Regions from separate parts of the Homo sapiens genome. Here regions 1 and 2 are each linked to region 3. The links are chromatin loops, found by intact Hi-C in ENCODE. Cell type or tissue: gastrocnemius medialis. All regions are shown on one strand.

Region 1 (8,000 bases), 69 kb after region 3:
AACAGATTGCCCTCAAAGACCTGGAATTTACACTGCACAACTACGGGGTCACAAGGTGGCTGCTGCTTTCTCCACTACTCATTGGACCCTCAGTGAGTCCCTACTACATGCAGCCCCTCAGGGAGAGGATGCAGAGCACTTGTTCTGAAGATGCTGCTAGTCCAGGAAAGCCATAAAGAGTTAGAAGTGTGATAAGGACTCAGAGCCAGAGTGTCCTCTGGGACCTTGAAGGCAGGTATGCCCTGTTCCCATTAGAGACCTTGTGGTGGCTGTGAAATGCACCTCTCAGAGTTCCTACTCCTTGAAGAGTAATTAACTAACAGCTCCAGTTCCTGCACTCTGCAGTCCATCACCATATTCACACAGAGGCCCTGATTCCCACAGGCTGCTCCCAGCCAATGAATGAGAGCAGCAGGGATGCCATGGCAGACCCATTCCTGCGATATATGGGACTACTCTGATGGGCAACTTCCAATCAGAGACTCCCCAGTGGCCTTTCCAACACTACCTTATAACCCCCACAGCAAGCTAAAGCTCTTCCTACCCTACCCAATCCTCCTTCCTTCCCTCTCTCCTTTACAGAGATCAGACCTTTCTTATGGTCTGATGGCTTTCCCAGCCTCCTCTGACTCCCATCTCATTTCCCCAGTAAATCTTTCATACATCTAATCCCATCTTTGTGTCTGCTTCATGGAGGGTCTGAATTAATGTAGTTTTGATTCCCCCTACAACTTCCCTGTTGGGAATTTGCTGCCAAGCTCCTGCTGTACCCCCAGAGAGGGGAGACTTCTTGCCTCCAGGAGCTGCTGTTCTATACTTAGGTAAGTCTCACCAATTTACATATCTTCCGATCTTTATTTGAAAGTTATCTTCTTCCCACTGTTTTCCTTTCTACCAACTGAAGTAAGAAAGGATGTTCCCCCTCCCACAAAATGTCTTGTCAAATATCTAAGGAAACTAGTTAGATCTTCCTTGAGCTATTCCTGCTGAAAAAAAAATAGTCAAATATTTCTCCCATGACCATTACATGCCACCCAAGATGGCTCTTTTCCAAATGAGACCATGTTCCCTAAATTCTCCTTAGGCTTGGGGCTTGGAAGTGAATCCAATTCTCTTTCCACTATTTGAGCAGCAAAGATTAGAATAAAACTAATATCTATCATGATCTGTGTATTATATATCTATTAATATGACCGATAGCCTTTGGATCAAAAACATGTCCCTGCTGTTCAGTCCTGAAATGGCAGTTATATATAACCTTTAGGTTTCCCCATGGTATGCTCCTCATCTTTTGTCTGTAGAGTTGGCTTTTGGCTTTGACTATGAGAATGTACATGTATCTCAACCTTTACGGTGTTAAATTTGGCCTATTGGTTTAGTAAGTGGAAATAATTTATCTTGATTAAGCTGTCAAGTGTATTTTTTCTTGCCTGCAACTTAGTAGTATCTATAACCCAGGTTAATTAATTAATTAAACATATTTATTGAGCATCTGTCAAGTACCAGTCACTTTTTAGGTTCTAGAGGCACCATAGTGAACAAAATAAAATTTCTAGCCCTCATAGAGCTTACTTTCTAGTGGGGGGATTCAGCAGAGACTAGAGCTAATAAATGAATCATAAGCTGTGTTAAAATATATTAAGTACATGAAAAAATGGAAAGGGGAAAGGGACACAGGATGCCAGAGGTGAGAGGTGTGTGATCAGGGAAGGCTGCCTGAGAAGCAGATGCAGGAGCACAGGGTTGAAGGAGGGAAGGGAGGGAGCTGAGTGGGTATCTGGAGCAGCCAGGACAAAGGGGCTGATCTGGGGGCATCAGGGAGTCAGTGGGACCCAGAAGAGAGGAGTCCACAGGGGGCAGGACCCTGAGGGACACTAGAAGGAGTTTGGCTTCTACCCTGAGCAAGCTGGAGGGCCATAGGAGGACTGTCAACAAGGCACGGTGATGTAATCTGACTTATATGATACTATTATCACTCTCTGCTGTGCTCCAAATAGAATGCAGGGGCCATGTAAAAGCAGGAAGCCAATCACAGCACTGCTGTAGTAATATAGCTGGGAAACAATGGCTGCTAAGACCTGGCCTGAGCAGCACAGTAGGCAGATTCTGAATCTATTTAGAATATTTCCATGAATATGGGATGTGGAAGAAACAGAAGAGTCAAGTGACTACAAGGGTTTTGGCCTAAACATCTGGAAGAATGGGGCTGCCATCAACTGAGAACAGGGAGACATTTCTAGAAGCAGTTTGAGAGGAGAGCCCAGGTGCTCCACTTCAGACCTGTTAGATTTGAGATGTCCAAGGTGTCCCAGAGCAGATGCTGAGTACCAGATAGGTGCATAAGGTCCATGTTGGAGACCAATGTGGAGTCACCAATATTTCACAGATATTGAAATAAGTGGAACTTGCAGAGATCACCAAGAGAATCAATAGATAGAAAAAATTCAAGATTCAGAAGATGAGGAGAAAACACTAAAGAGGCCTGAGAAGGAAAAGCCACCAATGAAGCAGAAGAAAAACCAGGAGAGTGTGATCGCCTAGAAACCAAGTGGAAATAAGGTGCTCCCAGGAGGACAGAATACGTTAAATGCTGTTGCTAAGTCAGGTAAAATGAAAGTAAGAGCTGAGTCCTGGACTTAGCAACAAGGCTTGATGGTTAAATATGTGAATGGCCTGTGATCATCTTTCCCAACACCTTGCAATCACGGGACAGAGTCATGGGGGAGGATAAAGACAGTTCAGGGAAGGCGAGGCAGTTTTCTGGAATCAGTCCAGATCATTTGAGGATCCCAGTGGGTCCACAAAGACAGGGTGAACAAATAGCTCCTGACAGTTCTTTCCTTCCACTGCACGCTGTGACTCTCAGGCTGCCCTTGCAGACCTCTGCGGAGGCACAATTTACATGTTGTGAATCACGTCAGTTTCATACAGGACTTCAGAGTCCCTCTGTCTTGAGAGCTGAAACATCATGTATTTAAAAAATGGAAAGATCAATGCTAATGGCCTGAGGATTTTGCCGGGCTTGGTTCTTCTCCTTGCCTCTACTCTCTGGAAAGCCATCATTAAAAACTCAAGATATTTGCCAAACACTGTGCCAGTCCTGTTCTAAGCACTGGGGACAGAAGAACAAGTAAGAAAGTCACAGCCCTGCACTTCTGTGCAGGAGTCTAGTTGGGGTCAGATGGTAAAGAGGCAATCACAGGGCAGAGTGATCCAGAGGCAACTGACAGTGAAATCCATGGAGAGAAACGCTCCTGTCACTACACATGGTATGGACTCCCCAGCAGTCAGCGGCACTCGGGTCTGGGAAGAGCTGCCAGAGGGTGATGGCCATCCCTGCCTGTATTTCTCAGATTCATGGCAATGACATGAGGGTTACAGGCCCTGTGGAAGACTGTGTATTCTCACACAGGTCATTCTAAATGGTTTACATTTTATTACGATGGGATTTAGCACATGGGAGAAAGCAAGAAAGCATTTCTTATCCTCCCTGAAAATCACGGGCAGCTTATGTTCAGTGCTCTGCCATCAACAGTCACCTGCAGTGATGAATTTGGTTTTTCCCTCTCCAAGGGCAAATGTCACCTCTTGATCTGTTGTTTTATGTGCTATGAAACTTTCGGACAAAACAGAAAATAATAAGAATGAGCTCTGGTATTCACTCAAACACCAACTTCTTCTAGCAAAACTAAAGCTAAAGATTAAAGAGGGATGAGAAGATTAATTCAAAGAAGTATCCCCTTTTGCCCCCATATACAATGGTTTTCACAGTAAGTCCTGGCTAATTGTCTTTTCTCTATATTCCTCAGATGAAGGGATAGTTTGCTTGAACATCTGAAAGAGTCTCTTTTTGGCAAACACACATAAAGGTTTTGAATAAATTACACATTCTACTGAGAGAAAGAAATGAAAATAAAGAGTTCACAAGATTATTCAAATTTAGCAAAGAAACAAATATGGACCCTTCTTCAGAAAACGTAAGCAGAAAGACTTAGTTTGGGGTTACTTGGAAAGAACCTGATGAAGTTTCAAGAAAGATGTGTGAGGTCTAAAGAGGCAGTGCCCGGTAAATCCAAATGGAATCAAAGGTGCCCTGCACCCTTTCTTAGCAAATGAAGAGGCTGACCCAACAGAGTACAGGCACCCAAATAGGAGAGCAAAGAGCAAAGAAGAGTGTCATCAGACTCCAAGGAAAAATCAACTAGGGTTCAAACAGAATCAGAATGAGAGTGTCGAAGAAGAGAGTTATAGCCAACAATAAAAGGCCTTGTAAATGTGTCAGAAGCAGAAAGAGAATTAAAACATCACTGGTCAAGGGGCTCTGGGATGGAGAAAAACAAAGGCAGGCTGAGTGAGTGAGTCCTTTGTCTCTGTTTTTGCCACCAAAGACTTTGGGGAAAACTTACTCTCAAATTGCTTTTAAAGCAGACAGATCCAAGATAGTATATCACATACAGCAGAGGAAGAGCACAGAATGTTCTTGCCTGAATTGACAAAGGAGATGTGAATAAATTACAGGGACAGGATGGCCCTAGCTGCAAGTTGTGAAAGAGCTCACAGATGACGTGGAACAAATGTTGGCCCAAACTAGTCACTGACCACTGGTCACTGCCAGTAGTATCGAAGATGCAGCCTGGCAGACCACCAGACAGCCCTCCATTTGTACAAACGGTCCCAAAGGGAACTGTGAAGTCCCAGGAGACTCAGGCTGGGTCTGAGATGGTGGCATGACTCTATCTCAAAAGTTAATAACCCAGACTCTGGATCCTAGAGTTCTGATGTGCAGGAGTTTTACTGTCATATCACAGGTTCACGTGGGCCAAGCATTTTATGTTTATGACATTCCTTGACACTTTAATTTAGTTACCGACTCAGTTATCTTCAAAGGTTTCTTCTTACTCATTTTGTTTTCCTTATCTGATAGGGGCATCCTCCTCCAACAATTAAGCATCTCAGATTCCAAAAATACAAGATTTACTTGATGCTTTTTTTCTAGGACAATTACTAAGTTTTAATACATTACAATGCTTATTAAAAATACTTCACAATCTTTTAGTTGATTTTTGTGCCAAAATACTTCTTTCAACAGTTTTAACCATAATCAGTTTTGGGACCTAACAAATGATATAACAGTTTACTGTGTTAAAATTAACGTACATACACTCAGACTTCAGTTGATCTATTGGAGTAAAATGTTTAAAGAGGTTATAAAATTATGAAACTCAGATTTCAGAGTTCAGCAAATCTTATCTAAAAGGGAAAACAGTGTTGTGTGTGTGGGTGGAAATTGTGACGGGGACAGCCTTGTTTGAGGACATCTCTTGCCAGCTCTAGGAAGATGTAGGTCACAGCTGAGCTGCCTCTGCCTTAGCTTGGGCAAATGCTCTAGCAACTCTTCTAGACGGCAAATGCTGTTTCCAGTGAGAGGTACTTTCACATCTAAAATTCCCAAGGAGACCCATACAAAGAGGAGGCCATCTGCCTCCCCAACACAATAACTCATGGGTGGACAGGGTAGAGTAGTTTTCCTTGGCCCTTCCATACAGTGTGTGTGTTGGAGGGTGCCCTCCCAGTGACCCCCCAGAGTGATGCTGCTGCCCCAGCCTGCACAGTGTGAACCTAAGGCTTGGTAACCACTTTTACCCTCATAGGGCATTGCTTTGTCTGGGAGAAATGCTCCTCAGTCGAGGAATATTTGGGTTGAAGAATAATGCCTCTATAAACGTTCATACACAAGTTGAAGAATAATGCTTCTATAAACATTCATACACAAGTTTCTGTGTGGACATATGTTTGCATTTCTCTTGGGAATCAACCTAGGATTGGAACTGCTGGATCATATGGTAATACTAACCTCTTCTATTCTCTCTAGAACAGCGTTTCCCAGCCAAATCATCCTTGGACTAACTACCTGTGATCTATAGCACAGACCATAGCTGTGAAGAAAACGGGTAAGGTAAGGAATAGTAAGGAGCCTAGGGCCCAGCTCAGAGCAGCAGGAGTTAGCAGAAATAAAGAAGGGCTGTTGTCAGGGCCCTCCAGGTGCTGCAGAGAGATGTGTGTGCCTATTCTGGCTCTGCCATTTGCTTATTATGTGATCTTGGGATAAGGTTAACCCAAGGCCTTGTCTTCTTTGGGCCTCAGGTCCTTCAACTGTAAAATAGGAATATTAATTCTTATGTTATTAATTTCCCAAATGTTTTGAAGATGTTCTCTGTGTGGTCTCTTGCTCCTTTCAACCAGATCCCACCTGCCAGGCTGGGGACTTGGCAACCACCCCAAACTATCCTTCTGGGTCCACTGCTGTTCACATATGCAAATCAATCACTGGGCATCATTCCCCAAGGTAAATGTAAAAAGTGGGATCCAGAGACAGCCTCAGGTATTTATCTGATAAATATCTTTGAGAGGATATATAAATATGTCGACCAAGCCATGGTGGATGTGATAGATACAAATGGGCTTGGAGAAAGGGGAAGCTAGCAAAGAGCTGGGTTCCCCAGAGGCTGGAGTGATAAACGCTCCAGAAGAGAGCTGGTTTCCCTTGAACATTTTGAGATAACCTGAAGCAACCTAGAAAGTAAGTGATAGGGTATCTTGTCCCTAAGGATAAGGAGACCGAGTGACTCTGGACAGTGAACAAGCATAGCCTTCCCATCTAATGTGTGGCTCAGGCCCAGGAGCCCCCGATGCTCCCATGGCCCTGCCACTGCCTCTCCACAGGTCTCGTCACCTGTATCTCATTGTGCCTCATGTACTTACCATCCTAACTCTCTTGTCCACCTCTAACTTCTTCACTTCAAACTACTCTGTAGCCATATTAATCTTTCTAAACTCAATTTTACCTTTGTTACTCCAATGCTAAAAACCTTCAATGGCTCACCACTAGAAAAAGCCCTAATTCCATTCCCTGTGGGCATCTCTTTTCTTGACCTTGCCGGCCTTTGAAGGCACAGGGGGAGCCTCACACTGCCCCACACTGCTTATCCTTGCCTGACCATGCCCACCAGAGTGCCCTTTCCTGCCTCCCAACCCAAAGCCCCTTGGGGTGTGATCTCCACTTTGGGACACAGTGCACTGTGATCTACCTTCCGAGGTGCTCACCTCTGCTCTCCATCAGTGCAATAAAGTCTTTAGGCAAGGACCATGTTTTTAGCCTCTTCACACTGTGCTAGCACATAATAAATGTTCAACAAAAATTTACTCTTACTGCAATGATTGCGGGCTCTTCTCTAAAGACCTCAGAGGTAAAAGGAGTCAGAAAATCCCTTAGTTCTAACAAACATGAATATTGGCCTTTGAAGGAGCATGAGGTGGAAAAGGGAGCCAGGGTTGTGACTCGGCAGGGTTGAGTCAGCAGGGTTGAGACTGCATCTCACAAAGAACATAGAATAGGCCTGAATATGGTAGTCCCAAGGGATTAGAGATAGAAGTTCTTCTCTGTGGTGTAAATGAAGACACCTAGCAGGCTGGGTCCCTCCCCATCTCACTGGGATTGTTCAGCTGTAACGTTACCCTAATATTGGCAGTTTTCTATTTTTTAAAGCTATGAAATCCTTTCTCCAAACAAAGTTCTCCCTGAAGTATAAAGTGTGAAACAGAACAATGCAGAGCTGCTCTGGGTGAATCAGAGCTGCTAGGGCCTTGAAGCCAGTCCATTTTCTATCTCCCCAACCCAGACTCTGAAAAGTTTATAGAGAGACCCAAACAATGCTGAGCAGTCTCCAGAAGTCCCCTCGAGGGACTTCTGTGAGATCCTAGAAGCTATGAGTGATGGGGTTGTGAATGAAGGATTGGGCTGGCTGGCCATCTTTTTTTTAAATATATGAAACACTTCCCATATCAAAAAACCAAAGTTTGTATTTAAATGTCAACTAAAGACTTCCAGCCCACTAGTACTCATGACCAAAGAAGAACAATTTGCAACACAGATGAACTGTGTTCCCTCTGACATTTCTATTCTAGGAGGTAACTTTGCTGAAAAGGTCCTGCTTAGATAG
Region 2 (8,000 bases), 81 kb after region 3:
CACTTAGCTTGATTACTGTTTTGTTAATTGCTGCATTCAGAAACCCCTGGTGCTCCTGCCTGTTTAACATGGATGGTACTGTGAAAATGATAGGCGCGGGGCTGGCATGCAGGGGGACAGACAACAGTGCTGGGATGCCATCCCAACCACCCTCCCTGCAATTGCTCAAGCAGCTGGGACCCTGCCAGTGGGGGAGGTAGGACAGGCCAGGTCATAGAAGAGCAACTCTCACAGAACATGGTTATGGTTTGGGGGTGCAGTGCACACAGGAAGCCTGAGGTCTTACCAACATCTGGGAGAATGTAAGGGGTAACTGCAATCACAGCTCCCCACCCAAAGGTGCCTGATAAAGGAAAGATCACAGAGACAGCTAAAGCTGCACCATTTGCTGATGCCTGAGATTACTTTAAGAAAGACTGAAGCATTCATTCATGTATTTATTTAACAAGTTACTAGTTCATTCAATGAACGTTTATTGATTGCTTTCTATATTTCAGGTACCCAACTAGACGCCTATCTGGACACAATAGTCAACAGGATGGATACAGGGCGTTCTCTCCTGGAGATGCCAGTCAGTTCATGGAGTTGACTTGACTTGCCACAGGAGCATGGAGGATGGATCACCTGCACCCTCCTCCCTCCCATCCTCTTTGCCTCTTTATGAGATGCCTCTTTATGGGATAGCTCACAAGGTGAACAGCAACTATCTAATAATCCAACTGGTGTCCCCTCTCCAATAAGGGTTATAACAATCTCATGTGGATATGAGATCCTTACAGGGTAAGAAATTTCCTCCAGTCTCATTGTCAGTAGCCATTTTTACTCCTGAAGCTATGTACTTGGAGTGCCTGGACCAAGATGGAGTAAACAAGCAAATAGGTCCCTGAGTCCTGTGGGCACTCTGGTACTCCTAGCAGAGTGAAGGCTGTTCTGGAGCTATTAGCAGCATCACAAGCCACTGCTCACAACCTGGAAGGAGAATTCCCATACCCAACCACTGTGTGTCCCAGCGTGTGATATCCATCCACAAGGAGTTCATTCAAACTGGTCTGTTGAACAATAAAATATCCCATCAAACACATTGTCACTGTATAGCAACATCCACCACAAACTGAAATGCTCTCTGGCAACGACACGTGGTTCCATCCTAACTTTTGAAATGTAAGAATGGGCACCACAGAAGAGGGTGGTACCAAGAGCCCAGCTGAGGGTCCTGCACCCCATCAAGTCACTTCCCAATCAGTCACCTGCTTACTTTGTGACTTTTCTGGGCCTCTGATCCCAGTCTCAGTGAGTGCTGTCGACTAGAATGCAAGCTCCACAAAGGCACAGATTTTTGTCTGTTATGTTTGCTGCTGTGTTCCCAGTGTCTAGAGCAGTATATGGCATGCAGAAAGGCCTTGAAAAATATTTGACGAGTAGGCGAATAAATGGGAGCCCCTAAAAAGCAGTACCCTTGAGCCAGTACTTGCAAGCAGTACTTGGTGAGCAGTCATAAAGAATGTGTTAAGTGAATGAATACATTTCCAAAGTTAAAATGCCCAAACAAACCAATCCCTTTGAGAGTGGTTGAGTCTCTTCTGTGTTCCTCTGAGTGGATCAGGGCTTGTAGCATCATCCTAAGCAACATTCCCTAAGTTTTCCTGCAAGGAGCCACAGTGGAGGAAGACTCCAGATTACATGACTAATCTGGGAGGGATATTAAGATGTTACCTGTGGGTCACCAGGACACATTCTCATCACCACTCCCCAGCCAAACACTTACATACTAATGCTCATCTGTGGGGACTGAAGCCATCTGGCAAATATTTATCAAGGCTCTCTGTGCCTGGCATTGTGCGGCTGCTCTCTCAGGAAACTGGTGGTAGGTGAGAAAGTGTGACTCTCCACATAGCTCACCATCTGGTGGAGGACTGCGAGGTTGCCAAGGATAGAAGCCAGGACATTGGTCAGGGGCAGTGCCATCTGCCGACCCTCTGAGCTCAACGGAGAACACATCATTGTTTGCAAATGGCCAGGGCCTTTCTGAGGCCACTTGGAAGTTCCTTCCCAATGCCAGAGCTTAAGAAACAATAAAAACAAAATTTTCTAGAATTAACAATGAGAAGAAAGCAATGAAACAAACTATGAAATTGAATTAAGAACAGTGAAAATTTTATTTGCTTAAGTTTTTTTTAACTTTTCTTTATTAACTTCGATGAAAGTTTTCTTTCAAGTCCTTCTAGTCTTTAAAGTTCTCACTCAATCTTTTCTCTGTGTTGGAGCAAATTTTGCCTGCTAATTTCCAATAAGCACAGCCCTTAAAAATGAACTGGCTTCAGCATATGGATCTTAACACTCCACATTTTTACAGGCAGCAGTGTAATATTGTTTTAATATTTAATTTTGAGATTTACATAATATCTTTCCTCCAAAGAGCTCAATATATTGCAATATCATAAAATTCCTTTTCATATTCAAAGATTATTCTTTATGCATGCAAATACTATATTTAACCAAGGAATAATGCAAATTAGGTGATGTATTCAGAGGAATTGATGGGCTAGGTAATTCTTTTGTAAGAAAATTAGTGTATCTGAGTGATTTTAACTGTCTAAGAACTTCAAAAGTGCCTTAAAAATGGACAAACTATAGGGGCTTGTAACTATTAACAGAAATAGTGCAGCATTTTTAAAAGAAAAGTAAATAATGGGTTGTGTCTGTGTTGTGGGCATGATGGATAGTATTCCACATGGAAGTGGCACGCAGGCCATACATGAACTGCATGTAATATAAATGTCAGATATAAATTGTGCTGATAAGATCATGCAAGTGAGGGGAAAATTGTTGCTTCTTCAAATACACAATGAGGAAAGATAGAGAGGCTCCTCTGAGCATCAGAATCATCCAATGGCAGGTACCTAGGTTCTGGGCTCCACTTCCTACCTCATCATTAGCTCACTGGGATACAGACTTTGCTACTTTCGTTTCTGGTGCCTACCCCTCCCAGCACAGACTGGAGAAACCAATATCTGTTATGTATCTGATACAGATAACATCAGTCCCAAACAAAGAAACTGTGAAGGCTTGGAAGGAAACAGTCTAGGGAGAAAAAATACGGCAAATTGCTCTCTAGCTGAAGACATATTCCCAGAAATGATGCTAATCTCTCAGTCCATAGCATAGTTTACAGAGTGATTTTCTATCTGCTCTCTCATTTGCTTGTCCCTATAGTACTAGGAAGCAGGTATCATGACACCTGTTTTATAGGCAAGAAATGAGGGATCTTGCCAGTTAAATGAACTTGCATGATTCATGTGAGGAGCAGAGAGGGGAAGCAACCCCAGGAATACCCCACAGCACTCTGCCACCATGAGCCCAGAGGTGAGGAAGATGACTGCCCCGTGGTGGAATGAGAATGGAAAACAGAGCATGCTTGGCAGTAAGACTTGGGTTAATCAGATTCACCCTCTGAATCAGAGGTTACAAACCATCGCCAACAGGCTAAATCCAGAATTGGATTTCTTTGGCTCTCAAGTGCTTTAAAATTTTCTAATCAGTTGTCAACATTTTAAATCTGGATTTTCAGCTTATAAAATCAGGCAGTGCTGGGCATGCAACTCTTGCTGGAGCTGAACAATGGCTGCCTCTAAAGTTCCCTGCAGTCCCCACCACTCTCTATTGCCTTGTACCTGGCTCTGCTTTGCTCCTCTCCATTACCTGCCTGGCCTTAGGGGTCTTTGAGTTTGTTCTCTGGCTTAGATGGTCCCAAGCTCATGTGCTGGTCTGATTCATCTTTTATACCCCCAAGATTTCCTCTGAGGTCTTCTTTTCCAACTTTGACACTCCGAGTCTATTTGACAGAAGAGAGAAGTAAAGTTTGTCATTCACTTAATTCTCTCTGACAGCCAGATGATCCGGCCATCAGTCTGAATCTGGGGCCAGATGCCAGAGAGTGACTGCAGGAGTTAGTGGTGATAACAATCTCTCTGCAGATCACTTGGCCACTGGAACAGAGAGAGTTGCACCTGATCTGGTCTATTTTAAACTCATGGCAGCTGTATTCAGTGCAAGGATGTATCCCTGAAGACCTCACATAAATCTGAGCTTGCATAATTCATGACCAATCCTGACCAAAGATGATGGACAGTTTTTGACAGCTAAAATGGCCTAGCAATGTGGCAACAGCTTAGAGAGAGCTTACGACTTACACAGTCCACTATAATGTGATTTTTCATCAGTCTGAGGATAAAATGGCCACAAAACATCTCACAGCCAAGAAATGATGTTTCTCAGAAATATCTGCAGCCTAGGGAGGTGCAAATGATGTTTCTTAGAATCCTTTGTTGGCTGTGAGATGCTGAGCAAATTCAAAACTGCTCTGACCTAAGTTTCTTCATCTGACCCACCTTCTCTGTAAAAAGAACAGAAACAAAAACAAAAACAAAACACTTGGTAGGGGTTGGCACATTGGAGGTGCTCAAAGATGTCAGTTCTCTGCCACTGCCTTTGGACTGGGTAAGGATCCAGTCCTGAAACTCTCCAAGTGATACCTGGTCCTTGAATAGTCATGACTATATACATAATTGGGGTCATGATGGGAGAAGATGAAGGCTCTCTGAATCTCAGAACTCAACAGACAAGCCTGTCTCTGAGTGAAAAACTGTATCTACCATGTGCCCAATGACCAAAAAACAAATGATAGCAAAAATCTCCAAGGTCTCTTCTTAGATCACAGCTCTTGGAATCAAGAAGAGCCTATTGTTGGAGACTATGAAATGGGGAGCCCAGAGGTACTGTCCACTTTTAGGACAGAACACCACAAGGCAGACACAGACAAGGGACATCCTGCTGATCTCTTTCTAATCCTAGATTCTCCAAATCCCTTTAAGTCTCTGCTTTCTTATTAGAAAAATAGGAACAATAATCCCCAAGTCATTGTGTAATTATGAGGATTAAATGAGTCCACACAATTCCAAAATTCTTTGTGAACTCAAAAGAAACACAAACATGAGGTGTTAACTATAATAATTATTACTCATCTATTTCTCAATCAGGACCCACTCAATAGTCCCCAGCCACTTCACAGTTTGGGCAGTTCCAGACATAGAGTACGCATTCAATAAACACAGGTTGACTTAATGATTGATCCCAGGACTCCTCTTGGTCAAATTCTTTGCCTGCCATCTAGCTACTCATGACTCAAACAGTAGGACAGGTGGCCACAGGCACAGAGAGGGGTCATACCATACCATGAAGCCAGGGGAGGAAGACTGAGCTAGATCTGACCCAGTGTGAGCTAGAGTGGACCAGCTCAGGGGTATTCTGGGAAGGTTAGACATGTCATGACCTGTTGGTAACACATGGGTCCACCCACCTCAGCCCTTAATGGATCTGAGTCATTAGAGTTTTTATGATGCCTACTTTTTAGTCTCTTGTCCACCTCTGGTAAAATGCATAGCTTCTGTTCATGGTTCTAAACTGTTCTCACAGAAGTTCAGGTTTGAATGTTTACTTTGATGGTTCTCATCTTTAAAAAAATACTATCTGTTGGTTGAAAATAATTTGTATTTACACATAGATTCATCAAATCAGTGCGATGGCACCCTGTTCCTCAGTCCACAGCCCATAGATTAGGAACCACTGGTCAACTTGATATTTGTTTTACAATAACCATGTGCTACCAAGAAGAAATTGCATCCTTCTCTCAGCGAGTGTAAACTCTCTGACACCAGAATTCCAGAGTTACCAAACAGGGAATCATAGATTGGAAGGTGATAATGGAGGCTAGGACTACAAAATCGGGGATGATTAAGATTAAAGGGCCTGCCAGAGGGGGAACAAAGCACATGAGAAGTGTGCTCATGGAGGTGCAAAAGGGTGAGGATACAAATGAATATTTTGCATGTTGGTAATGCAGGGCCCCTTGCAAGAGCCTTGGTCCCCCAGCTCCACTGCAGTCTAGGAAGGTGCAGATGGCAAGACAAGCAGATGGGCAGGTTCGGGAATAGCAGGGTAAGAGAAGGGAGGGCAGAAATAAAAGCAAACCGATATAAGTGGCAGGTTTGTTCGCACATGCTTAGAGAGAGAGAAAAGACAGCCAAGCCCAGTGTAACATGACAGCCTGGCAGGATTGTCATTCCCAAAAGCTGGGACACTAAAATATTTCAGCCAGTTTTCTGCCTAAACTCTTCAAGGGAAATACTGCTAACAAAGGCTGCCCATGTTACATGCTTAACATAATGCAGAAATTACCATTCTCCTTTCTTTGGGTAAGACAAAATGTCACAACCTTTGTCTCTACGGCACCAACACTGTGGTCACCAGCTGGAGGCTTCTACATTTCCACTCTTATTTTCTCACTACACACGTATGCATGTAAACACGTGACCATACACATACATACAAACACACCACATGAACACACACACACACACCCACACACAGCAGCAACACAGCCATCTGGACAGACATGCTCTCCTACGACACCTTTTTTCTTCTCAGTTCTGACAGCTTAAACTCAAGATTCATATGCCATCAAAGATGCCTAAGATGCCTGGTTTTAAAAGAAGCAGAATGAGTCTGAGGGTGGGGAGGTGAGTAGAAAAGGATGGAGTAGAAAAGAGGAGGTCAGGGAGGGGGAGATACACAGAGGAAGAGAGAGCAGAGATAGATGCTTGGCTCCTGCTATTCTACTAACAAGCTGTCCTTTTAGAATTTGTTAATTGAGAAAAATCTATAATTCCAAATAGCATCACGGTCCACTGCCTATGACCCCCATTGCCTGTGCATGTGATGTTCACTTCCCCTCTGCAGCCTTGCACGGTAACCCCGGGAGAGAGATTGCTCATTTTTCTCTAACTCCCTTGGTATTTACTGCATGCATATAGCATTTTACCTTGCAGCTTTGTGCTTTGTATCTATATCCTCTAAATTCTTCAGTTAATGAGTTTCATGGGAGGAACAATAGTGTCCAAGTATCACTGCATCCTTCACTGTGTCTAATCCACAGCGTGGCACACAGTACATGCTAAATGACTGTCTCTTAATGATGAACGAATAAATAAGTGCATGAACGGACTCGTTAAATTGATATAAAAATAAACAGATTCTTGCAAGAGCTGTGAAAAGTAATAAAGAGAAAAGATCAGAAGAGTGTAAGATTCAGAAATAAAGAGGAAGAAAATGTGTTCTGAGCTATGCATCCCACAAGGATGTGCTGGCTATCAGGAGCGATCTATTGCCATCTATCTGAGGTCTCAACAGCAGCATATCATTCATCAGAGCAAGCTATAAAGGAGAATACACTTTTGAACTACATAGATTTAATTGGAAAATGAAGGTAATATTGATTTTATCATATGATCTCTGGAAAATTTCTGTCATTGGGTTTCCATAAAGCATCATTTGTCGTCCTGTTCTCAAAGTCTTTCAGTGCCTCCACTCACTCACCATCTGTCTGTCCATCCATCTGTCCACCTACCTAGCCCTCTGTCCATCTGTCCATCCATTTACACAATCCTCTGTTTGTCCACTCACACACCTGTCTGTCCATCTCTTCATCCATCTTTCCAACAGGATTTGTTGAGCTCAGGCTGGATGAAGAGCACTAGGTCCTATTCTGGCTTGGATATACCTCTTTGCTTTTGTGCTGGGCACAAGAAAATCCCCTAGTCTGCAGCTCATTCTCAGAAGCGCAACACTACACCTGCCTGCTCTATGTGATCACAAATGCCCATCACCTGACACCTTCACTCCTGGGCAGAGGCCTGACAGTACACGGGCAGGATGGGTGTGGCTGCAGCTGTGTCCCTGCCTAGAGACAAAGAGCCAGCCACACATCCAAACAGGAGCACAGAAGCCTCCAGACTTACCGGCTTGGTTTGTGGTGATGTTGACAGAGACGTGCTGTGGGGGGAAGGGACTCTTGCTGGAGACTCCATTGATGGCCTGGATGTCAAAGGTGTAGGGGGTGTGGGCCCACAGGCTGCTGATGGAGACGCGGCACTCCGTCAGGCCCA
Region 3 (8,000 bases):
CTCAGAGAAGATGAGAGCAAATGGACATTTTTTCAAGCATCCACTAGGCATCAACTGTTCTGCTGGGCACTGTACATATTTATTATGATCCAATCTTCATACTTCTACTAAAATGTAAGTTCTTATCCCCATATTAGAGAACTGAGGCTCATGAAGTAAATACCTCACTTAGGTTACTACAATAATATGTTAGGAGCAGAGCCAGGGTTTAAATTTTGATCTTAAATTTTTGGCTATCCAAGCTTGTGCTCTTTGCATCACATTGGTGAAATTTTATATTAGGATCCCACCACTTGCATTATTAGCTGAAAAGAAATAGTTCTGCTTATTGCTATTAATAATTATATTTAGAATGTCATGTATTCTTGAAATAATTTCCCCCCTAAATCAAGTAAAAGTATTTTACTAAGATCTAGAACCATTTACTAGTGATTCTAATTCATCAGCTTTTGTAATATTTTTTATTTTGTTACATTTTTAGGACATTAGGGGTTTACTTAAAGAATTTCAAAACAATATGTCTCCTTCCATCGTTACAGTAGTCATGTGATGTACATGAGGCGTAATATAGTATCCCCTTTGACAGATAATGGAATGAAGCCTCAGAGAGGTATAGTAACTGACTCCAAGTTAACAACTGGTAGAACCAGAACTAAAATCATGTTTTCTGGATCAAAATTCAGCCTCAACTGCTGAGGGGGCCACCATTCAGAATTATCTCCTGTTAAGTCCTGTGCGTTAGATTGTCTGTCATTAGAGCTCCTGGGACTTATTATGCTAAATGATTGGAAATGTGATAAAAACATTGAAAAATAGAACAAGGAAAGAATGAGTTCACTGTGTTTATTATTGAAGATAATGATTACTAGTACGGTAATGGATACCAAAAGTCAAAACAAATAAACAACAACAAAAATGAATAATGAGGTTTAAGTGATGGTGCCTAATTTGCTTACTAAAATAATTTTCTAGTACAGAGAACTAGTATAGAATAGTAAGGTAAATAATCATTATTTTTGGATAATAGAACCATAGCCTATGCAATGGGAAGAAAATTGGGAAGAACACATGCTATCTTAAAGTGATATTAAAATATTTTCCACCCACTCCCCATCCCCTTCTTGGCCAAACTTTTGCCCTTCTAATTTCTCAGGGTAGAATATCCAGCTACAAAGCCATTTCATATCATTTTATTGGGGATGTCAATTTAGAAGCACATAAACTTAATTGCTTAGCTCTTTGGTTTTCTGTTGTCTTCAATAGTCCCTGGAACGGGCCAAATTCCTTTCCAAAGGAAAAGGTTTTCAAAATGACAGGGCTAAAGTGAGAGACCCATGACCACTCCTGACTAAGTCATGGGCCAGAAAGCCCTGGATTTTGTGCCCAAAACATGCACCTCTAAGAGACAGTATGAAAATCTATGAAGACAAGGCAGGTATTCTTGTCCTCTCTGGCTTGGAGTAGCAAGTTGTGAGTATGCTGGGGTCAGCCTCAGGCACAAGTGGGCTGTGAATTCGCATTTTATAGATAACACTCAGACAATTAATGAATAAAATACCAGCCTTGCCCTTGTCACCTGGGTCCTCTCCTCTTCTCTCCTCTTTGCCCACTGCTTGGCTCCTTGGCCACAGGGAATAAAGAAAGGAAGACTTGACAGGTCACTTTGAAAAAGTCATTGCTGACCAGGAAAAAAAAAAAAAAAAAGGCCTCCAACAAAGGAAAGAGCTGGCCATGAGGAAAGGCGAGCACCTTGCACTCACAAGCAGAATCCATGGCTTTGAGCTTTTCTCTACGCCCTTTTTTCTTTTTATCAAACGCCCAGATGGCATGTATTCTCTAAGTGAGCAATATTAGAAGTCGACATGGATCTTTTCGCTGAGAACCTTCCTTTCCTGTTTCTTACTCTCTAGCTTTCTCACAGAGAAAGAGCTTACTTGAATGCTTTTGTGGGAGGATTAAAATAAAATCTTCATTTCTGAAATCATTCCTGCATATTCCCCCTGCAGCTAGAATGCCTGCGGGGTGAGCATCCGCAGAGCAGCCTTTGATTGGCCATGCCCTGGTCTTTCCCTTCCTCACTCAGCTGCTCTCTTTCCCCCTTGCTTTGACTTGGACTCACTCTCTCTTTTCCCTAGACATCTGTAGCCTATACTGGATGAGTTTCTTGACTACCTTCAGATTGTTGAATTCAGCATTCCCATAGGAAGTATAATGTGATTAGCCTTGATAGTGCTGGTTTTGAGCTACCAGGGTCTTTAGAAAAAAACTCTTGCCTGTGTACTCTTGGAGAGCTGAATTGAAGGGCCTAGTTACCCTTACCTGGATAAACATTTTGCCTACACAGATGTGCTAGATCCAGAGGCCTTCTTTGTGAGGGAATTCTGCTCTGTGTAGGGCCCATAAGGCAAACACTACAACATTCTGGAGCCCTATTAGTCTGGGTGCATGGGACAAGATCCCCGCCTTCCTTATCAATTTCTGTAACAATGCACAGGACTCTTACAGAACTGGACAGATTTGCAGACTCCTACAGTATCAAGGCTGATCAGGGCTTTAGAAACCGGAGGAGTCCCTGTTATTTAACATCTTGTGGTCACAGCTCTTGGAAGGCAATGCTTCTGCAAAATTACATTGCCAACTCAGTGAACATAACAACCAAGAGTTATAAAGATTTTTTGTTTTTTACATTTTTCTAAAATCTTATGCTGCAAGTCTGAAATCAAGGCTTTCGCAGGGCTATTCTCTCTCTGAAACCTCCAGGGGAGAATCCTGACTTGCTCCTTCTAGTTTCTGGTGTTTGCCAGCAAACCTTGACATTCCTTGGCATCACCCAACCTCTGCCTCTGCCATCACATGGCCATCTTCTCCTTGTGTGTCTTTGTCTAATCCCCCTTCTTTAATGACTCCAGTGATTGGACTTAGACTTAATCCTAATGCATTATGACATCATTCTTAACTTGATTACATCTGCAAAAGCCTATTTCCAAATAAGGTCACATTCACAGGTGCCAGAGGTAAGGACTCCAATGTATCTTTTTGGGAGGGATACAATTCAACTGATCCCAGGGCCCTTCCAGAGCTAACACACCTTTCACACTCTTTTCCAAACACTAGCCAAGTAGGCCTCCTGTTCACTATCCAGTAAGCACATCAAGTACTTTCTAGCCTCCTCTGTTCTGATGAGGCTTACGTCTACCTCAGTTTCTTTCAGTATCTCTTGGGCCTTTTCTGTGGGAGGGCAACTCTTCCCCCACCTGTGCTTGAGCTCAGGCTCCTCCAACTCCCTCCTCTCCTCCACACTCTGTCCTTGCTGAGCAAGCAGAGTCTGTGTCCAGCTCTGGGATCATTCCCATGAGGGAGGCACTGGCCATGCTCTTCCCCTAATTAACCCCTTTTCGTCCTTGGGCTTCAACACAGGTGTTCCTTCTTCAGGGTCTTGTGATACACGCTTGATATATGCTTCTCCGCCATAGCACCTAACAATTGCAATTATATAATTACTTGCATAATTAGTTGTTTAATGTCTGTCTTTTTTTGCTAGGAAGGAAACTTGAGGAGCTCAGGAACTACCTGTTTTGTTAACTGCAGTGTTATGCACATATTAGCTGCTTTAAAAATATGTATTGGCTAGGAGAACAGCCAGTAGAGGCACTGCATGGGCCTGCACCCAGGTGGCTGGCCCCTCCCACATGATGACAGGCATATTGAGGAAGAGGGCTTTGCATATCACACCCCTGTGGGGCCCAGAATGGAGAGATGTGTTTTCTGAGAAACCTGACCCACTCCTTGTTCCAGTCCCTGGGTACATGCTGGCTCAGGCTCTGAAATTCCATACTGATCCCACCCATGCTAATAATATACAGGCCTTACTAAGAATAATTATGCTGAGTCTTTTTCAAAAGGGAATTTCAGTCAGGGCCTGATATCCCTAACTGAGCATTGGTAACAAAGTGACCCAGGGAGAGATATCAGAGCAAGGAGGAGCCAAATCTGCCTGAAGAAGAATTATTTGAGTGGTGGAAAAGGGGATAGAGTGGCATTTGAATTATTTTACTCTCAGCTTAATTAATGTTAGAGCAGAATTTCCAGGGGACCAGGACTCAGTTTTATCCTGGCTTCAATTAAAGGGTCTCTCTGTCTTGTCTTTGCTTGTCTTCATCCCTCTCCACTTTCCTACCCACCCAAGAGACAGCCCTGCTACCCAAGCTCAATGATTGAAAGATGAGTAAGAAATCATAATTTGAAAACTGCCTCATGAGGCAGGCCATGAATCAGAAGAGAAGAAAACTATGATTTAAATGTAAATACTGCCAGGAGCTATGGGGAGAAGTAAAGCTGGACCTGGGGTCACTGGACAGAAAGCCAGTAAACCTTGCCCGTTCTGACAGATGAAGGTCATAGCCTTAGCCAAAATCTATCAGGCAGATGGATCGACCCGACTGAGAAGCAACTTCTTACAGTGGTGCAGCAAAGTGCAGACAGCTTTTTCCTGAAAATCTTGCAGAAAGGATTATCTTGGAGATAATTTTCTGCTTTCTTTGCACATTTTATAATGTACTAAGTGCATTATTAAAAAAATCTGAAACAGAGTACTGTTGCAGTCAAACTCACTGCTCAGGGGTAATGAGAGAAAAAAGTCCAGCTATTACCTGGTGCCTACTCGGAATGTTTGTGCCTGTACTTGTATGTTTCTGGGTAGCCCTGGGTGATTGCGTATAGTTCTGTGTGTACATCGCTCTGAATTTCACTGTGTATCTCTAACTATGCTTTGCGTAACAACATGTGCATAACTACACTACACACATCTCTCTCTCTCTCTCTCCCCGTGTGCGTGTGTGTGTGTGTGTGTGTGTGTGTGTGTGTGTGTGTGTGTGGTACTGATGGGAGTTATTCATTGCAGGCTTTAGGGGAAGTTCACAGTCTTTTTGTCCTCATCACAGAGTTCCCCTAACCCTAACCATTTTCTACCCATGAGGACTCTGCATAGCACTGCTGGTCCCTGGTGGAGCGGCAATGTCTGGGCAGTGTGGACACGGTGATGCCTATCCTCAGCACTGCCCTCAGTGCCCTGCTGCTACCAGGGACAGTGGTGGCAGGTCTGCTACTCATCTTGGCTGTGTCAAAGCCAAGAAGGTCTCGGGCTGTTTGTGGCACCCACATCTCCTGTGCAGGTCAGGTCTAGGGCCTGGCAGGAGGAAGGGAATGGCCCCTAAGGCTAAGGTTTTGGCATCCTCTTGACCTTTTCTCTTATGGATCCCCTCTTTGAAAGACACCCTAGCAAGTTCCCTGCCGAGAAAAGACCTTTTAATTCCAGACACAGGTGACCCCCATCAGGCACACCGAACTGCCTTCTTTCCTTGAACAGTGATTTACTTAGAAAAGATGGGGCTTTGCAACCAAAGTGATGCAAGAAAGTCCTCTTTGTTGAGATTCACCCCAGTTAACAGGGCATCTGGTTCACTGATAGATGCATAACAATGGAAATGATTGAGGTGTTAATTTGCATATTTTTGTTTCAGTGGTGTAGAAAAATCTCAGGACTGAGGGTGATTTTTTTTTTTTTTTTTTTTTTCCCTGAGACAGAGTGTCACTCTGTGGCCCAGGTTGGAGTGCAGTGGCATGATCTCGGCTCACTGCAACCTCTATCTCCTGGGTTCAAGCAATTCTCATGTCTCAGCCTCTCAAGTAGCTGGGATTACAGGCGAGTGCCAGTACACTTGGCTAATTTTTTTATTTTTAGTAGAGATGAGGTTTCATCATGTTGGCCAGGCTGGTCTCAAACTCCTGACCTCAAGAGATCTGCCCACTTTGGCCTCCCAAAGTGCTGGTATTACAGGCATGAGCCACCGTGCCCGGCTCAAGACTGAGGGTAATTTTTATCCACCTGTCTCCAACTCCTTCATACCAATCCTCAGGATCTCCAGGGCTGATTTGATAGGTTTTTGCTTTTTCTTTTCCACAAAAGAGTTGATGGATGAGGGGAGGGGTTCAGACTCTGGGAAATGGGTTGTTATGGGGGCAGATGTAGCAGCATCAGAATGAGGGTCCCAGGACCTAGAGGTAGATGCTGGTGTGGAGCTTTGTGCTGGCGGCACCTACTGGCCCTGTGCCCTCGCTGTCTCCTCGGTCTCAGACAACGTGATGGCTGGGTGGGCATCTGGGAAGTTGAGTCACAGCACAGGTGTTGCCACCCCGTGAAAAGATGCTGGAGCCCAAGTGTGGTCTGGGGCCTTCATGCTTCCCTGGGCTTGGAGAAGGAGAAGTTCTAAGATGACTGAAAATATACTTTCTTTTCCAGCCTGACAGGATGGGGATTTGGTGTCAGATTTACTTGGATTTTTGAGAAATACGGTAATTGACATTTCTTACAATGCAAGTTTGTGAAATAAAATTCATGCTCCCTGAAACGGTTTCAATGAAGAGGTTTTTCAAGTGGCCTCCAGGACTAGCAGGATCGGCATCATCTGGGAACTCACGTGACATGCAGATTCCAAGGCTCCACCTCAGATCCATGAATCAGAAACTCTTGGGTGGGGCCTAGCAGTCTGTGTCTTTACAAGCCCTCCAGGAAACTCTGGTCCCCAGGGAAGCATGAGAACCACAGGTTTCAATGGACACAGTCATTTTAGTTTCTTTTCCCCTGTTCTCTCTTGACAGGGTTTCCTCAGAATTTTCCCATGGTGATCCTGCCACGAGGTCCTCAATTTTCCTTCGCGAATATCAGCTTTTCTGGATTTCTGGTGGCTGTCTGCCTTATTGTTTTCTGTTATAGAGTGACTGGAAAGTGAGAAAGTTATAGGATCCTTTTCGCTAGTTAGCTTTAAAATGTACATCTGGGCCGGGCGTGGTGGCTCATGCCTGTAATCCCAGCAGCTTGGGAGGCTAAGGCAGGCGGATTACCTGAGGTCGGGAGTTTGAGACCAGCCTGACCAACATGGAGAAACCCTGTCTCTACTAAAAATACAAAATTAGCTGGGTATGGAGGCGCATGCCTGTAATCCCAGCTACTCGGGAGGCTGAGGCAGGAGAATCACTTGAACCCAGGAGGTGGAGGTTGCGGTGAGCCGAGATTGCACCATTGCACTCCAGCCTGGGCAACAAGAGCAAAACTCTGTCTTAAAAAAAAAAAAGAAAAAAGAAAAAAAGAAAACTGTACATCTGCCATCTCTTGCCATGGGATAGGGATTCTGAGAGATGGGGAAGCACTTATGGTAGCATCCACAACACTCATATAAGCTGTGACCAGGACGGAACTTGTCCTAGCATGTTCACCAGTTTATCAGATGGGTTTTTACAAATCTAACAAAATCATACAAACCCCATTTTATGGATGAAGAGAACTAGGCCCAAGTTCATAAAGCATAGTGTGATCCAAACCCTGCATTCCTCGTACCATGCCAAAGAACTATTTCACCACACCATGCTGGGAAAGAAAGTTCTAGAAATGGTCTTTTTGCCCCTTTCTCAGGCGACATTGCTGAACACAGGGATCAATTGGGCAGTACAATATCATGAATGAAGGCCGAATTTTGTGAAAGGAAGGGCCCTACAGATTTCAGCATGGAAGCGATTGTGGCTGAAATGCATGCTCTCTCCTGGAAGCACAGCGAGGATGGAGGCTGCAGCTGAGACAATAATTCATGGGAATAATGGATAATGGGTGTGTGTGGGGTTGGTGGTGGTGAGATGAGGGTGCTGCCTACACCATGACCTGGGATGACTGAAATTCGTCACAGAACAAAGACCTCTGGAGCGCACATGAGTGACAGGCCTGGCTTCCTCCAGCAGGTTCAGGATGGGCCATGGCACCAGGTGCTTACAGAGATTACCCTTGTAGAAAGGCTGTCCCTTGTCCCATGAGGGGAGGCTGGACCCTTCATGCCTGGTGCCCTAGAGCAGTACCAGAAATGAGTCTGATGCAGATGGAGCAGATTCTAGAGGAAATGGAAGAGCTGAGCTGTCCCCAAGTGGATCTAAGCAGTTAATGTGGGAAAGAGGGG

Evidence for each region. Hi-C counts contacts between places; a loop is a spot of excess contacts. Peaks named below come from ENCODE experiments on the same cell type or tissue, not always from the same donor. Only the 100,000 strongest peaks of a DNase experiment are listed, where the experiment ranks them.
Region 1: a loop joins it to region 3, with 4 times the contacts of the local background. A loop is called at or near these places in 3 of 110 quality-filtered maps.
Region 2: a loop joins it to region 3, with 5 times the contacts of the local background. A loop is called at or near these places in 3 of 110 quality-filtered maps.

What each region holds. Positions count from the first base shown.
Region 1 is chr3:135,145,157-135,153,156 of GRCh38, reverse strand. All of the region lies in intron 5 of EPHB1 (EPH receptor B1), which reads right to left. LOC102724019 (a long non-coding RNA gene) reads left to right here and starts at 5,255. Exons shown (of 3, transcript XR_427412.4): 1 at 5,255-5,427; 2 at 5,873-5,956. In gastrocnemius medialis, no CTCF peak of the experiment used is centred here; DNase peaks (open chromatin) are centred at 4,566 and 5,316; H3K27ac peaks cover 3,392 bases.
Region 2 is chr3:135,132,903-135,140,902 of GRCh38, reverse strand. EPHB1 (EPH receptor B1) reads right to left here. Exons shown (of 16, transcript NM_004441.5): 5 at 7,854-8,000. It overlaps LOC102724019 (a long non-coding RNA gene), which reads left to right. Exons shown (of 3, transcript XR_427412.4): 3 at 498-1,081. Among named protein-coding and RNA genes, the nearest start is that of EPHB1, 340 kb to the right of the region's middle. In gastrocnemius medialis, no CTCF peak of the experiment used is centred here; a DNase peak (open chromatin) is centred at 3,962; H3K27ac peaks cover 1,647 bases.
Region 3 is chr3:135,214,299-135,222,298 of GRCh38, reverse strand. The region is part of intron 12 of EPHB1 (EPH receptor B1); the gene reads right to left. Among named protein-coding and RNA genes, the nearest start is that of EPHB1, 420 kb to the right of the region's middle. In gastrocnemius medialis, a CTCF peak has its summit at 3,651; DNase peaks (open chromatin) are centred at 3,748, 5,109 and 5,748; H3K27ac peaks cover 5,158 bases.